Linked DNA regions of Homo sapiens: region 2 is linked to region 1. The links are chromatin loops, found by intact Hi-C in ENCODE. Cell type or tissue: transverse colon. All regions are shown on one strand.

Evidence for each region. Peaks named below come from ENCODE experiments on the same cell type or tissue, not always from the same donor. Only the 100,000 strongest peaks of a DNase experiment are listed, where the experiment ranks them.
Region 2: it touches region 1 in a loop (4-fold over the local background); 2 of 110 quality-filtered maps call a loop at or near these places.

The regions. Positions count from the first base shown.
Region 1 is chr19:46,836,412-46,844,411 of GRCh38, forward strand. AP2S1 (adaptor related protein complex 2 subunit sigma 1) reads right to left here. Exons shown (of 5, transcript NM_004069.6): 3 at 3,054-3,167; 4 at 2,329-2,388; 5 at 1,756-2,137. The coding sequence ends at 2,036. Among named protein-coding and RNA genes, the nearest start is that of SNAR-E, 9.7 kb to the left of the region's middle. RefSeq lists an enhancer at 1,798-2,298. In transverse colon, a CTCF peak has its summit at 4,265 (motif pointing left); a DNase peak (open chromatin) is centred at 3,520; H3K27ac peaks cover 2,530 bases.
Region 2 is chr19:47,102,601-47,110,600 of GRCh38, forward strand. All of the region lies in intron 2 of ZC3H4 (zinc finger CCCH-type containing 4), which reads right to left. Among named protein-coding and RNA genes, the nearest start is that of ZC3H4, 7.2 kb to the right of the region's middle. RefSeq lists an enhancer at 7,168-7,895 and a silencer at 7,298-7,535. In transverse colon, no CTCF peak of the experiment used is centred here; a DNase peak (open chromatin) is centred at 4,871; H3K4me3 peaks cover 1,158 bases; H3K27ac peaks cover 6,260 bases.

The sequences.
Region 1 (8,000 bases):
AAAAATACAAAAATTAGCCGGGCATGGTGGCAGGCGCCTGTAGTCCCAGTTACTCGGGAGGCTGAGGCAGGAGAATCACTTGAGCCTGGGAGGTAGAGGTGGCAGTGAGCCAAGATTGTGCCATTGCACTCCAGCCTGGGGAGTGACAGAATAAGACCCTGTCAAAAAGAAAGGAAGGAAGGAAGGAAAGAAACTGACAGGGGCCAGGGTGTTCTCAGCTTGCGAAGGATGCCAGGCATAGGTGTGGCCAGCAGCCCCCACACTCTGCTCTCAGTGGGCATCGGGGGCCCCTTAACTTCAGAGGGCCCTAGAAACACTCAGGGGTGGCTTCTATCATCACAATGGCCAGAAGGCCACTTCTGGCACTTGGTGGGTGGAAGTCAAAAGTCCATCCACTTCTGGAGCAGCCTCACAATGAGGGATTGTCCTGGCCCAAATGCCAGCAGTGCTGTTGCCAAGAAACACAAATCATCAAGCCCAGTGCCTACATTTCCAACAACCACCGGGGCGAGCAGATAAAAATGAGGGTTCTGGAGCTACCCACCTGGCTTCAAAACTGGCTCAAAACAAACCTGGCTTGGCTACTGACTAGCTACAGACCTTGGTCAAGTCGTCTTTTTTTTTTAGATGGAGTCTCGCTCTGTTGCCCAGGCTGGAATGCAGTGGCACAATCTCGGCTCACTGCAACCTCTGCCTCCCGGGTTCAAGCAATTCTCCTGCCTCAGCCTCCTGAGTAGCTGGGATTACAGGTGCATGCCACCATGCCCAGCTAATTTTTATATTTTTAGTAGAGACAGGGTTTCACCATGTTGGCCAGGATGGTCTCAATCTCTTGACCCGCCTCAGCCTCCCAAAGTGCTGGGATTACAGGCGTGAGCCGCTGCGCCCAGCCTGGTCAAGTCTTTTAATGTTCCTGAAACATTCCTGGAACAATGTTCTCACTTGGAAAATGGGGATAATAACAGTCCTGTCCTTGGCCGGATAGAGTGGCTCACGCCTGTAATCCCAGAACTCTGGGAGGCCAAGGCAGGAAGATCACTTGAGCCAGGAGATCACTCCAGCCTGGGCAACAGAGCAAGACTCCATCTCAAAAAAAAAAAACTTAGCTGGGCATGGTGGCACGCACCTGTAATCTCAGCTACTTTGGAGGCTGAGGCAGGAGAATCACTTGAAACTGGGAGGCAGAGGTTGCAGTGAGCCGAGCTAGCGCTATTGCACTCCAGCCTGGGCAAAAAGAGCGAAACTCCATCTCAAAAAAAAAAAAAAAAATTAACCAGGTATGGTGGCACACATCTGTAGTCCCAGCTACTTGGGAGGCTGAGGTGGGAGGATCAACTGAGCCCAGGAGGTCAAGGCGGCAGTGAGCCATGATCCTGCCACTGCACTCCAGCCTGGGCAATAGAGTGAGACCATGTCTCAAAAAAAAAAAAAATAGTCCCAGACTTATAATCTAGTGAGCTTTAAGTAAGGTAAGACATGTCAATTGCTTAGAACAATGCCTGGGAGAGGGTGAGTGCCCTTCAGCATTAGCTGAGTATTGTTATTTTAGTAGCAAGTGCCTGGAATCTAAACCCATCACCCCTTCCAGCCTGGGGGCCCTTGGTGAGCAGGAGCAGGTCTGAAGAGCACCTGGGTGTCTCACCTTGCTCAGCACAATGAGGGGCGTTTGTTGACTGACTGACTGATGGACTGAAGGCAAGGCATCCTAGGTATCTGGTTCCCAGGGGAGACAGGCAAGGGCTCAAAGACGGCAAGGCCAGGCAGGACCACAGGTTTATTGGGGACTCCACGCACAGACGCTTATGGCATCACACGACAACGGCACGGTTACTCGGGACACACACGGTGGCCTCTGCCCACAGCCAGGGCCCAGAGGCAGTGGGGTGCAGTCTCCTCCCTTGTGGCCCAGACCCAGCTGGGTCCCTTCCTCCTAGGCAGCTGAGGGAAGGACTGCTGGGTTGGCCACGGGCCTGGGAAGGGGAAGCGAGCAGGCGAGTCCAGGAGGGGCCGGGGCCGGGGTGGGGCTCGCCTGCCCTCACTCCAGGGACTGTAGCATCAGCAGCTGTTTCAGCACCTTCGTCTGGCTGGTCTCTCGGATTTCGCCAGCCAGGAACATCTCGTCCACGACCGTGTAAACCTGTGTGAGGGGAGACCCTGGGGTGAGACGAGGCCCCCCAGGATGCTGGCCCGGACCCTGGAAGCTGGGGCTCTGATGCCCCTCGAGCTGGGACACAGACCTCAGCAGAGGCTCCGGGTGGCTAGTGCACCACGGGTCCCCCCCGTCCCCCTCCTCTGGCTCCTTCAGCCTCCTCTTCACCAGGAGCCTACCTTGTAGAAGTTGAACACCAGGTCCAGTTCACAGACATTGTGGAAATATTCGTTTAAGACCTGGGAGAGGAAGGCAGAGATGGTAAGAGATGGGCAGGGAGAGAGCCACACACGCACAGAGATGGGAACAAGGTCATCAGAAAGAGACAGCAAAAAAAGAGACCAAGGGGGAGGCAGGGGAGAGAGAGAGACAGTGACAGGGAGAGAGGCAAGGAGACACACAGAGAGAAACAAAAGCAAAGATCGATGCAAAGAGATGGCAAAAGGTCAGGCGCGGTGGCTCACACCTGTAATCCCAGCACTTTGGGAGGCTAAGGCAGAAGGATGACTTGAAGTTAGGAGTGCAAGACCAGCCTGGCCAACATGGTGAAACCCCATCTCTACTAAAAATACAAAAATTAGCTGGGCATCGTGGCGTGTGCCTGTAATCCCAGCTACTCAAGAGGCTGAGGCAGGAGAATCACTTGAACCTGGGAGGTGGAGGCTGCAATGAGCCAAGATTGCACCACTGCACTCCAGCCTGGGCGACAGAACAAGACTCCGTCTCAAAAAAAAAAAAAAAAAAAAAAAAAAAAAAAGAAAAAGAAAAAAAAGAAATGGAGAGGGAGAGTCCCAGTCACTGCAGAGGGAGGGCTCAGGAGGGACCAGGGAGGGTTCCCAGGCCTTGGGGGCCACTCCAGGGCTGCCCACCCGCCTCCCCACCTTACATCCCTCTCCCGCCGTACCTCCACGAAGTTGTGAATGGCCTCCAGGTAAGCCAGGTTGTTGTCATTGACATCCACACAGATGCAGAAGTAGAGGCCAGCATAGCGGCGGTAAATGATCTTAAAGTTCCGGAACTGCAGAACAGAGAGGCTGTCAGCAACGGAGATTGCCAGGACCTAACGTGCCAGACAGAGTGGGGCCAAAACATTCACTCCTTCACTCCATACGTGGTCCCGAGGCCCAGCTCTGTGCCTGGCCCTGTGCTGGGGTCACAGCAGTGACCGAGACAGCCCTAACCCTGCTCACAGTGCAGCGGGGGCAGGCATCCCCAGAATGGACAGGATGGGCTGTGAGAGCCCAAAGAGGGTGCCTAACCCCCTCTGATCCTGGAGAGTCAGGAGGGCTTCCTGGAGGAGGGGGTATCGGAGCTGAGAGCTGGAGGATAGGCAGGAATGTTCTAAGCAGATAGCAAAAGCCCGGGGCTGGGCGGGAGCCTGACGTGTTCAATAGTGTCCATGCAACCTTGCCACTCCCTTCTGTGACTTCCTGCTACCTCTGGAGACAGTCACATCCCTTAGCCTGGAATTAATTAACTCAATTATTTAACAAATACTTCCTGAGCAGCTACTCTATGCCAGGCCTGTGATAGGCAGTGTGGGGAGGAGGGTTACCACTGCCACCAAGACGATCCTGGGTCCTTGTCCTGCCCTCACTGAAATGCGATATACACAGTTAGCAATAGTAACACAGACACACACCGTGAACAAACATGCCAGGATCAGGGACATGGATTCTCATTTTATGCGCGTGTTAAGTAGACAAAGACAGATATATATGCATACTGGGTTGCAAAGTACAATGTCTTTGGCCAAAACCTGAAAATCCAGTTCAGTTCTATATGTTCTCAATGTCAGGTTCATTACAAAAAAAAAAAAAAAAAAAATCCCAGCACTCCAGGAGGCCGGGCGAGAGGATCACTTGAGCCCAGGAGTTTCAGGCCAGCTTGGGCAACATGGTGAAACCCCATCTATACAAAAGTACAAAACTTAGCTGGGTATGGTGGCGTGTACCTGTGGTCCCAGCTACTCGGGAGGCTGAGGTGGGGAGATGACCTGAGCCTGGGAGGTCAAAGCTGCTGTGAGCCACGTTCCCATCACTGCACTCCAGCCCGGGAGACCCTGTCTCAAAAAACACAAAAAAACAGCAGCTCTAGGTCTGGGGTGTGCCTGTGTCGCCACCTGCTGACAGCTATGAGTGCCAGCATCAGTCTTCGGCATTTTTTTTTTTTTTTTTTTTTGAGTCTGGCTCTGACGCCCAGGCTGGAGAGCAGTGGCTCGATCTCGGCTCACTGCAATCTCTGCCTCTTGGGTTCAAGCGATTCTCCTGCCTCAGTCTCCCGAGTAGCTGGGATTACAGGCGCGCCACCACACCCAGCTAATAGCTTTTTACTCATTTTTTCAGCTCAATCTCTTGTTCATTGCTATACTCCAAGCATGTTTTCAGGGTTTTTTTTGTTTTTTGGTTTTTTTGAGACAGTCTCACTCTGTCGCCCAGGCCAGAGTGCAGCGGCGCAATCTTGGCTCACTGCAACCTCTGCCTCCCAGGTTCAAGCAATTCTCCTGCCTCAGCCTCCTGAGTAGCTAGGAATACAGGTGTGCACCACCACGCCTGGCTAATTTTTGTATTTTTAGTAGAGATGAGGTTTTACCATGTTGGCCAGGCTGGTCTCCAACTCCTGACCTCAGATGATCCACCTGCCTCTGCCTCCCAAAGTGCTGGGATTACAGGCGTGAGCCCAGCCTGAGTATGTTTTCTGGTGTGATTACAGTAAGGCCTACATGTAATCCACGGGTAAATGAGCTGACACTGATCATCAGTGCTCCTCTCTTCTTGCAATCCAGCTTTTCTGGCTCTCACCCTCCTCCGCCTCCAGCTACTGCTCCATCTTTCCAGCCTCCCTTCCTGTTTTAAATTTCGAGGCTTCTCAGGGATCTGCTGCAGACCCCCATCTCTCCTCCAGCTACATTCTCTCAGAGAAGCACATTCTCTCATCCTGCAGGCTGGGGCAGGTGTCCCCTCTGAACATCCCACGCCACTGCCCCACCCCTGCCCTGCCCCAGCCTGACCACTGCTGGTCGCCACTGTCTGGGGATGGGTCTGTCTCCCCATTGGACTGAGCCTGTGGGGGAAGCTGGAGCTGTCACACTGTGTCCTCCATGTTGCCCTGCAAAGGGCTGGCACAGGTAATGGCCCCCAAAGACATCCACATCCTAATCCCACACCCTGTGAATATGGGACCTTATATGGCAAAAAGGGACTCTGCAGTCTCAACTTGTGACGAAGTTAAGAAGCATGAGATGGGGCGATAATCCTGGATGGTTCAGGCGGGACCAATGTCCTCACTGGGCTGCTAATAAAGGAAAGCGGGAGGCGGGACAGTGCGAGTCAGACAGAGATTGGACGACGGCCAGGTGCCGGGCCTCATGCCTATCATCCCAGCACTTTGGGAGGCCAAGGCTTGATCTCAGGAGTTCAAGAGCAGTTTAGGCAACATATCAAGACCCATCTCTATAAAACATACAAAAAATTAGTTGGGCGTGGTGGCAGGTCCCTGTAGTCCCAGCTACTCAGGAGTCTGAGGTGGGAGGATCCCTTGAGCCTGGGAGGCGGAGGCTGCAGTGAGCTATGATTGCACCACTGCACTCCGGCCTGGGGCACAGAGTGAGACCCTGTCTCAAATAATAATAATAATAACAAGAGGGATAGCCCGCATCTTCCAGTTGCCTACTCCTCCCTTTGATCTTCACTCACAAGTCCCCTCCAGGAAGCCCTCCAGACCCCCAGGCTGGGTCAGGTGCCCTCCCCCAGCCAGGCTCCTCGATCCCAGCCCTGCCTACTGTGGTTGTCACTGTCTAGGACAGGCTTGTGTTCCTTCCTGGGCTATGAGTCCCAAAGCAGCACAAGGCTGTCTCAGTGCTGCTGTGAACCTAGCACTGGGCTGATCACAGAGGAGGCACACAGAAACATTAGGTGAATACATGCACAAAGGAACAACTGAATGAATGGGCGGGCCTGGATCCTGGAGGCATGGAGGAACTCAAGACCTGAGGGTCAGCCTCCTCTGTAACATTCTCATTTGCCCAGCCGGACTTTCCGGCTGCCCCTGTATCATTGGGCCTCACTGACCCCTCCCGCGCCCCAGCCCTCAGCACAGGACCAGCCACTACATTAGCAGCAAGGTGCCCACACAGCCAGAACACCCGACACCCAGTTCCTCTCCCCCTTCCCACCTGCTGCTCTTGGTGACACCACCAGTGACCTCCTCCTGGAGAGGTAAGTCCAACCCTGTCCCCCTCCTGGCTGCTGGGACACCCAATCTCTTGGTTCTCCTCTCCCTCATCTCTCTGCCTGCAGACGTGGCCCTCTGGTGCTCTCCTCGGTCTATCCTCACTTCCCCGGTGAGCTCCTTGGCCTCGGTTTCCCTCTATGTGCAGAAATGCCGTTTCCATATCCTACCCAGCTCTCTCCAAGAACCCTGACTCGTCACTTCTTCCTGGACATCTCTGCTGGGATGTGGACGATACTCGGGGCCAGACCCCCAACACTTCCCTCCTGATCTTCACCTCCGCCTGCCCTTCCCATCTGCCCATATCAGATAATGACAGCTCCATCCTACCCGGGGGCTCAAGTGGGAAATCTAATTGTCGCCCTGGCTCTGCTTTCTCTCACATTCCACATCCAATTCTTGGCCATTCAGCTGGGTCCACCTCCAAAACGCTCCTGGCCACACCGACGGCTTCCATGCTGGTCCGGTCACCAGCATCTCCCACCTGGACCACTGCAGCCACCTCTCTCCGAGCAGTCTCCTCTATGCTCTTGCCCTATAGCGCAGCCTCAAGTCGGCCAATGGCCATGCTCTGCTCAAAACCCTCCATGGTTCAAGACCAGCCTGGACAACATAGCAATACCCCATCTCTACGAAAAATTTAAAAATTAGCCAGGCGTGGTCACTCATGGCTGTAATCCTAGGACTTTGGGAAGCTGCGGTGGGCGGATCGCTGGAGCTCAGGAGTTCGAGACCAGCCTGGGCAACATGGCGAAACCCTGTCTCTACCAAAAATACAAAAATTAGTACGGCATTGGTGGCACATGCCAATGGTCCCAGCTACTCGGGAGGCTGAGGTGGGAGAATTGCTTGACCCCGAGAGGCAGAGGTTGCAGTGAGCTGAGATCGCACCACTGCACTCTAGCCTAGGTAACAGAGTGAGAACCCACCTGAAAAGAAAAAAAAATTTAAAAATTAGATGGGCATGGAGGTGCATGCCTGTAGTCCCAGCCACTTGGCAAGCTGAGGTGGGAGGCTTGCTTGAGCCTGGGAGGGTACAGTGAGCTGTAATTGCACCACTGTACTCTAGCCTGGGAGACAGAGCAAGACCGTGTCTCTAAAAAACACCAAAAAACAAAAACAACCTTTCTTTTTTTTTTGAGAGGAGTCTTGTTCTGTTGCCCAGGCTGGAGTGCAATGGCACGATCTCGGCTCACTGCAACCTCTGCCTCCTGGATTCAAGCGATTCTCCTGCTTCAGCCTCCCGAGTAGCTGGGACTACAGGCACCCACGACCAGGCCCGGCTAATTTTTGTATTTTTAGTAGAGACGAGATTTCATCATGTTGGTCAGGCTGGTCTCCTGACCTTGTGATCCACCCACCTTGGCCTCCCAAAGTGCTGGGATTACAGGAGTGAGCCACCGCGCCCGGCCGGCAAAAACAACTTTTCTACGGCTCCCATCTGACTCATAGTAAGAGCCCAAGTCTTCCCTGCAGCCCTGCACCAAGAGATTACCCTGTTATCTTCTCTCTTTCATCTCCTCCCCTTCCTGGCTGCATTCCTGCTATCCCTGGAACGCCCTAAGTATTCTCCTGCCCCAGGGACTTTACACTTGCTGTTCCCTTGGCTTGAAATGTTCCT
Region 2 (8,000 bases), 270 kb after region 1:
ACCTTGCCCAGAATAAATGCTTAGGAGTAAAACCTACCCAAACACAAAGACACAAGGCCGATACGGTCCTTCCAATATCAAGTGAAGGAAATGGTAGCATTTCAAAAACCTAACCAAAGACATCTGGATAGAGAATAAGGGCTCATGGAAAGACCGAAGGAATTCTGGCAAAAAAAAAAAAAAAATAGGACTCATCCCAACACAAAGAGAAAGCAATACAAAAATCCCAGGGAGTGAAATTCCAAAGTCCCCTAATATGAAACGAATGCCTTCGCCCCCAAGTGTGCAGTGTCCACTCTGGGGTTTGTCCAAGCATGCAAACCACTTAGGCAGAACATTTCTGTAAAGCTTCAAACAGGCTGACCGTGAAAAAACCCAGCCTGCTAAAAGGAAGCTTGTGGAGACAAAGATGCCATTTTTTTTGCCTGAGTATCTATTCTTCCACTCCCACGAGCTCTGAAAATTTGCATTCTTGAGCAAAGGTATCTATCCCTCAGATCCAAGTTACTCCTGGCAGATGAACCTCTGGAATTTGCTTCTCAGCAATGAAGAGTTTTCTAACCACCTTCTCATGCCAACTAAGCTTCAGATGGTTTAAAGCTGCAAAGATCATGGTTTTCATCAGAGGACCGATTTCTATCACTCCAGAGGAGAAAGTCTAATAATTTAACTTATGAACTAAGACTTCTCTTTGTTTATAATTATTTATTTATTTATTTCTACACAGGGTCTTGCTCTGTCACCCAGGCTGGAGTGCAGTGGTGTGATCATTGGTTCAATGCAGCCTTGATCTCCTGGGCTCAAGCAATCTTCCCACGTCAGCCTCCCAAGTAGATGGGACTACAAGCATGCACCACCATGCCCAGCTAATTTTTGTATTTTTTGTAGAGACAGGGTTTCAGGCCGGGCGCAGTGGCTCATACCTGTAATCTCATTACTTTGGGAGGACAAGGCAGGCAGATCACTTGAGATCAGGAGTTCGAGACCAGCCTGGCCAACATGGTAAAACCCTGTCTCCACTAAAAATATAAAAATCAGCCCGTTGGCCGGGCACAGTGGCTCATGCCTGTAATCCCAGCACTTTGGGAGGACGAGGCGGGCGGATCACGAGGTCAGGAGATTTAGACCATCTGGGCTAACATGGTGAAACCCCGTCTCTACTAAAAAAAAAAAAAAAAAAAAACTACAAAAAAATAAGCCAGGCGTGGTGGCAGGCGCCTGTAGTCCCAGCTACTCAGGAGGCTGAGGCAGGAGAATGGCATGAACCCGGGAGGCAGAGCTTGCAGTGAGCTGAAATCGTGCCACTGCACTCCGGCCTGGGTGAAAGAGCGAGACTCCGTCTTAAAAAATATGTAAAAATAAAAATAAACAAATAAATAAGAGATCTGGGCCTAAGATTCTTGAGATTTGTTCATATACCACCTAAAGAATTTCTTAGCCAGGCGCAGTGGCTCACGCCTGTAATCCCAGCACTTTGGGAGGCCAAGACAGGTGGATCACCTGAGGTCAGTAGTTCAAGACCAGCCTGGCCAACATGGTAAAACCCCATCTCTACTAAAAACACAAAAATTAGCTGGGTGTGGTGGCGCACACCTGTAATCCCAACTACTCAGGAGGCTGAGGCAGGAGAATCGCTTGAACCCAGGAGGCAGAGGTTGCAGTGAGCTGAGATCATGCCATTGCACTCCAGCCTACGTGACAGAGTAAGACTCTGTCTAAAATAATAATAATAATAATTTCTTAAAAAGAACTGATACAACCTATTCGTTAATTTCTAGTCACCTGTGGGTTCCTTAAGGGCAGACAAGAATGAGGTTCACAGTAACCCCACATTTCCAAGGGCCCAGCACAGGGCCAGGTACAGATTGGGTACATGCTCAGTGCATATTCTATATGAAGTATCAATCTCAGCTCTCATACCCTTTTGGTCAATTTCATCAATAGAAACAGTAACTAATTTCCAAGAAAACTTTTTCAGCAACCTGTATCACTTAAAACTTTGACACAAACTCATTCAAGTGTTTATCAAGGGTTTCCAAATAAGCTTGAAAGTGATGGATGCACAGACTGAACAGAGGAGACAGGCCCTGCCTCGGATGCAGCCCACCCGTGTGGCCCACAAGCTTCAGTTACTGTGACTGCTCTCGTTCCCCGTGGAGTGGCAGGGCCTGCCTGGAATCCCAAGGAAACCTAAGCCCTGGTGTCTGTTAGGAAAATGAGGAGGGCAATAATCCAAGCCACCTGCAACAGACTTTTGGCCAAGCGACACTAGCGTCTGGGCCCAGCTCCCTCGGTTAGGCCATAGCAGGGATGTAATGGCCATGATCCACTTCCACACGGGACCTCAAGAAGTCTCCAGTTACTTCTAATGAATGAAAATCCCTTCCATTTAAGAGGGTTTAAAAGCCTAGGCTTGGGCCTCTACATTCACTGAAAGGAGTGGAACGCAGGGAGAATGGAGCCACAGTGGACTGAGGAAACAGTTAACACCCCCACCCTCTCGAGGGCCAACTTTAAATGGAATATCTATATTCCCTCCTCATTCCTTCCCACCACAAAAAAAATGACAATGGCTGCTGTGCAGGCATACCAGACAGTGCATACCATATCACGTGGTGGGCAGCAACTTTCTACTCAACTCTGCTGCTGTAACGTAGAAGCAGCCACTGATGATATAAATGAATGAGTATGGCTGTGTGCCAATAAACTTTACCTACTGGCCAGGCGCGGTGGCTCATACCTGTAATCCTATCACTTTGGGAGGCCAAGGAGGGTGGATCACTCGAGGTCACGAGTTCAAGACCAGCCTGGCCAACACGGTGAAACCCCATCTCTACTAAAAACACAGAAATTAGCTGAGCATGTGGTGTGCGCCTGTAATCCCAGCTACTCAGGAGGCTGAAGCAGGAGAATCCCTTGAACCAGGAGGCAGAGGTTGCAGTGAGCCAAGATCATGCCACCGCACTCCAGCCTGGGTGACAGAGCAAGATTCTGTCTCAAAACAACACAAACCAACAAAAAAACACTTTACCTACAAAAACAGGCTGGGTGGGCTGGCTTTGGCCCGAGAATCATAGTTTGCCGACCCCTAGCCTGGATGCAACGGCTTTCACACTTTTTGACACTGACCCACATCTGCTTCTTTGCATTTCTCCCAAACAAAAGTTTCCAGAAGCCACATTTAAATGCATTCTGCTTTTTCTCTCCTCTTCCATTTCCTTGGTTTTCCAATGCAAAAGAAAAAGATCAATAATTGGACTTCATATCCCACTAGTGGCTATACCCCACAGTCTGAAAAATAGCACACCAGATCCACCACAGTATAATGGTATGTATAGAGATGGGGTCTGAGTACCAGCCACCCCGGGTTCTAACTCTGCCTGCAGCACACACTTGTTTTGTGACCTGGGACAAGTGACTTCACCTCTCTGTTTTGGTTTCTCCTCAAACAGCAGAGGTAAAGGTTAAATGAGCTAATGCATGAGAAGCACTCAGAAGGGCTCTGGCAGATAATCTTTGACCTTCAGGTCAATTGTGCACAAATGGCACTGTTGCCCCTTCGGAAAGACAAAGACACTGACTTAGGAGATGAACTCAAGAATCACATCCAGTTTGCCTAACTCCCCCAACCATAGCTGTCCACCACCCATCACTCTCAGCAGAGGGCCAATCCCGTGTGGAGAGAACATGGCAGCACCCAGGCAGACATGGTGGCTTATACCTGTAATCCCAGCACTTTGGGAGGCTGAGGTGGAGGATCATTGAAGCCAAGAGTTCGAGGCTGCAGTGAGCTATTAATACTATGAGGTGCCACTGCATTCCAGCCTGGGCAACAGAGCAAAACCCTGTCTCAATAAAAGAGAAAAAACAAAGCTTTTGGCTCTGGAGTTCACTCTATCCTTTCTGGGACAACTGACAGGCATGACCAGGAACCTGATGGGCCTGCCTGTGATCTAGCCACTGAGCCTAACCTTCAAATTAATTAAGGCATCTGCTTTCCAAGTGCATATTAGTAAGCTGCAAGCAGCAGCAGCAACCCTTTATCGTGGCCAGAAACTGTAGAAGGTAGGCCAGACACAGAGGAAGGGAATACGAAGCCTGGTAAAGGCAGTAACAACCCTAGCCCGACTCTAAATAAAGTCTTCATGATAGAAGGGTTCTCTGCACACTCAGAAAACTCTTGGGCTCCAAGAAAAGCCGGGGAGGAACTCAGTTACTGAATGAACAAAACCTTATCTGACTCAGCCAGATCCCAAAGGAGTGAAGAATCCTGGAGCTGGATGAGACCTTGTTCATTCCCCTCTGGAGAGAGTAAAGGACTTGCGTGGGGAAACTGACTAGTTTGCAGTGGTATGAGATTCTAGATCCCTGGCTTCCCAGTTCTCAGAAGCCCTACTGAGACTACAGCACTGACTCGGACTCTAATTGCAAAAGATGAACACAGGAGGTACAGTCAGCATTAAGCTCCAGACAGTATGACCATTTGAGCATCCATAAAAAGACACTGAGCAAGCAAGAAATATCTTAAGATGGCTTCCACTTAGTGTCAACCCCAATTGGCTCCCTGCAATTAAATAAGCTGACCAGAACCCTAAGAGATGAAAGATAAATGCACTTCCTTCAAAAATAGATGTTATTCTTACTTCTGTTTATACACCAACTGTAAAAGTTCTGTTTCAAATTCTTCTCTAGTAGGGAAAGCAGGAAGATTCACTGAATGCTGGCATTGTGTGGGTGTCCCCAAATGCACTCATTTGACCACAAGGACCCTGAGAAGTGGGCATTTTATACTCGATGCCTACTGCACACTGCCGGGGAGAAGCCAGGCCTGAACAGTTTTATCTGGCTCCAAAGTCCACAGTCTTCCTCCACATCCTGTTGCCACCTCCGACATTCAAAAAGATGTCACCACTTGCCTGACAAACAGGGCACTGAGTCACCTATTCACACAGATGCGAAATGGCAAAAAAAATACACGAGAAAGATCCTTTATGCAGACCAGTTTGGCCAGAAGCAGCAAACTATGCTCTCAGCAAATAATCCTGCGTTCTGTTAAGAAAAAAAAAAAAAAAAAGTAACAGGACACAACTAAATCTAGCACCAACCAAGAGGCCGTATCTTCATTTTTGTCAACAACTACTAAGAGTCACCCCAATGGGTGATGTGCCAGAAATCTATTTAAAATAAACTGCCTATCGCACCTCATTACATCACCAGTGAAACTGTACACAATGTCTTCAAAACTGCATCTGCATTAACTCCTAAAAGCAAAAGCGTTCTGCAGCAAAGACAAGGCCAAGAAACTGGGAGTCAAACCCATGAAGTTTGGCTCCCCCCAATCAATCTCATTTTTACTTTAACTTATCCCCATGAACTTGACATGCCACCCAGACAAACTGGCAGCTTTTCCATCCTATTAGGTTTTAATTATGAAACTGGCTTCATACCATGTTATTCGGAGAGGAGTCCCTCCACCAATGAGGCTGCTCCTACAGTCTCTGATCTGCTGAATAAATACCAATTGCCAGAAATCTCAGGAGTCATCCTTTTTTCTTAGCTGTGCTGCCAAGGCACAGGTTAAGCGCCTGGCTCAATTCAGCTACTTTGCTTGCTATTCACTCTGTCACTCAACTCTCGGTGTGAATCGGACCCAGTTGCTCTGGCACTAGAATTACTGTTCGTGGGGACCAAAATTAAGTTCTCTAGAATCTGGTTTGACTTGATAGCTATCCACGGAGACCTGGAAATAGTTTCATTAGCAATTTTCACCAGAGGTATTTACTGTAACTGGATCTGACCTCTATGGAGAGATGTTTCTACAGGCCCAATAGCCATAAAAATGTAACAAAAGGAAGTGAAGGACCCTCAGACAGCCATTTCTCTCCCATCAGGGAAGAAGGTAAAAGATCTAAGAGCAAGAAGCAGAGGTGTAGGCACCGTTAAATAAATTACTAACCAGGCCCAATATGAAATTGCTCTACATTCAACTGTATGGAAACGCAAGAGTCAAAACCGTTCATCTTTAACTTGCCAGGCAGTTGAACAGCCAGGTCCACAGGTACAAAACAATTCTCCCCTGGGATCAGCCTTCCTGGCTGTGGAAAAACCACAGCAGTGGCTTACTAAAATAGCTGGCTCTACTTAGAGAAAACTATGGCTTATAAAGAAATCAAAAATTTAAACCTTCAGAGCAGAGCAAAATTGTACCTGGGGGAGAGGACAGGCCATGAATTAGTCATTTTGGGGAACCGCATTTTTTTCTTTTAAAGAGCAAATTTGAGGGGAATTAAAAAAATAAAGGAGTTTTAAAAAATAAAGGGGTTTTATGACGAGAACATCCATATTTCCATGGTCACAACAGACTTTTTTTCTACTAGGAGACTTTGATTTGCTTTCAAGTTAAATCTCTCACCCAGAGAAAATAAAAATGTAAAAGTTTGTAAGTGTATAATAAGATTTGTTATTAAATCAGGGATTCTGAGTGACACCCTTTTCTTTTTTTTTGCAACATCCATTAATTTGATTTTTAACTAATACTGGTACATCAGTCTGGGGGGAAAAAAGGCAGTACTGTGACATTTCAAAAACAGATTACCAAAATACAGTTTTTGACTTAATTACTGGGGCTTCTAGGTCTTAATGGATGAGATTTCTTTGAGAATGGAAAACAATAAACCGTTGTGTTGACATGCCTGTGAGCTTTTTAAATGCTTGGGGAAATAGTTTCAAATTCACTGAACATTGCTAAAAAATTTCACTTACAAAAGAAATCTCATTTCCTTAACGTTTCTTTTTAAAAGTCAATTTAAATAAGCAACTTAGTAGCCTTTGGAACTTGGGTCATCAGTCATCCAGTTTCTGTTCTCAGCTCCTGGAGAAAGAATTTTACAAAGGATGGGAAACTTCAAATAAGTGCAATTCATTTTGGGCTGACCCAGTGCCCTGGATAATGTGTTTTGTTCGGTTCGTGCTTCAGACATTTCTTGCAGGATATCGTAGTTTGGAGATTTCTTCCTCCCGTAACTGATTTTACATACCTAGGATCACCACTCTACGGCAGTTGTGAACATATTAAGAGGAAGAAAACAAGTGGCCTATTGAATTGCAGTTTCCTCATCTACATGTGCGTGACCTTTTTTCCTTGTAAGAAGGAAAAAAACAAAACGGTTCTTTTGGAGAGGGCCAGGGTTCTCTAAGTATGTCAGGGATCAAAAGTGGGAAACTGGGAAAATGCAACTTCAACGTGTTTTGTCTTTTAACGGAACTTATGCTTGTAAAACACATCAGAAGTACAGTGTTTGGTTCTGCAAGTCATTTCTGTTGTTGTTTTTTCCTTGTTACGTGGAGGCCGGGGGGACTGGGGGCTGGAGGAGGTGTTCCCTCCAACATGACTGGGCGTGTAACACGTTTGCATCAACTTTTCACAGTCAGACATGTGCTTTCGAACAAAGGAGCAGTGGAGACAGGCAGAGATGGGGGCTTGACACAGTTTACAGATTTTGTGCTTCAACAGTACTTTACAAATGACTTGCTCAATTTTAACGTCCATCACCACAAGAGACATTGGAGTAAAATGAGAAAATTGGAGCTACTTGAACCAATCTTTTTTGGGGAGTGGGGGGGAGGGGAACCATTAATTTGAATACCTGCATCATAAATCAAATCCAGTAAGCTTGTCTCCTACAAATGGACTTGAAGTATCCACTTTCTTCAAAGATGAAGGCTGGAGACAAAGCAATGGATTGAAATGGAAAGAAGGATGCCAAGGGTCTGAAAACATACGGGCCTTTTACATCGATTTTTGTCATGTTACAGTAACACACTTTTTTTTCTGAGAAAACTGTGTACGTCAAATTTTAAAAATTAAACATTGAAAGGATGTGCAAGTCTAAAAGGGCTCAACAGGGTTAGAATCCTGATTCGAACATATCAATTCACTCTCAAGCATCACTTTGGTCTAAAGGCGAGGAGGAAGGCAGGCAGTAAAGGGAGAAAAAGAG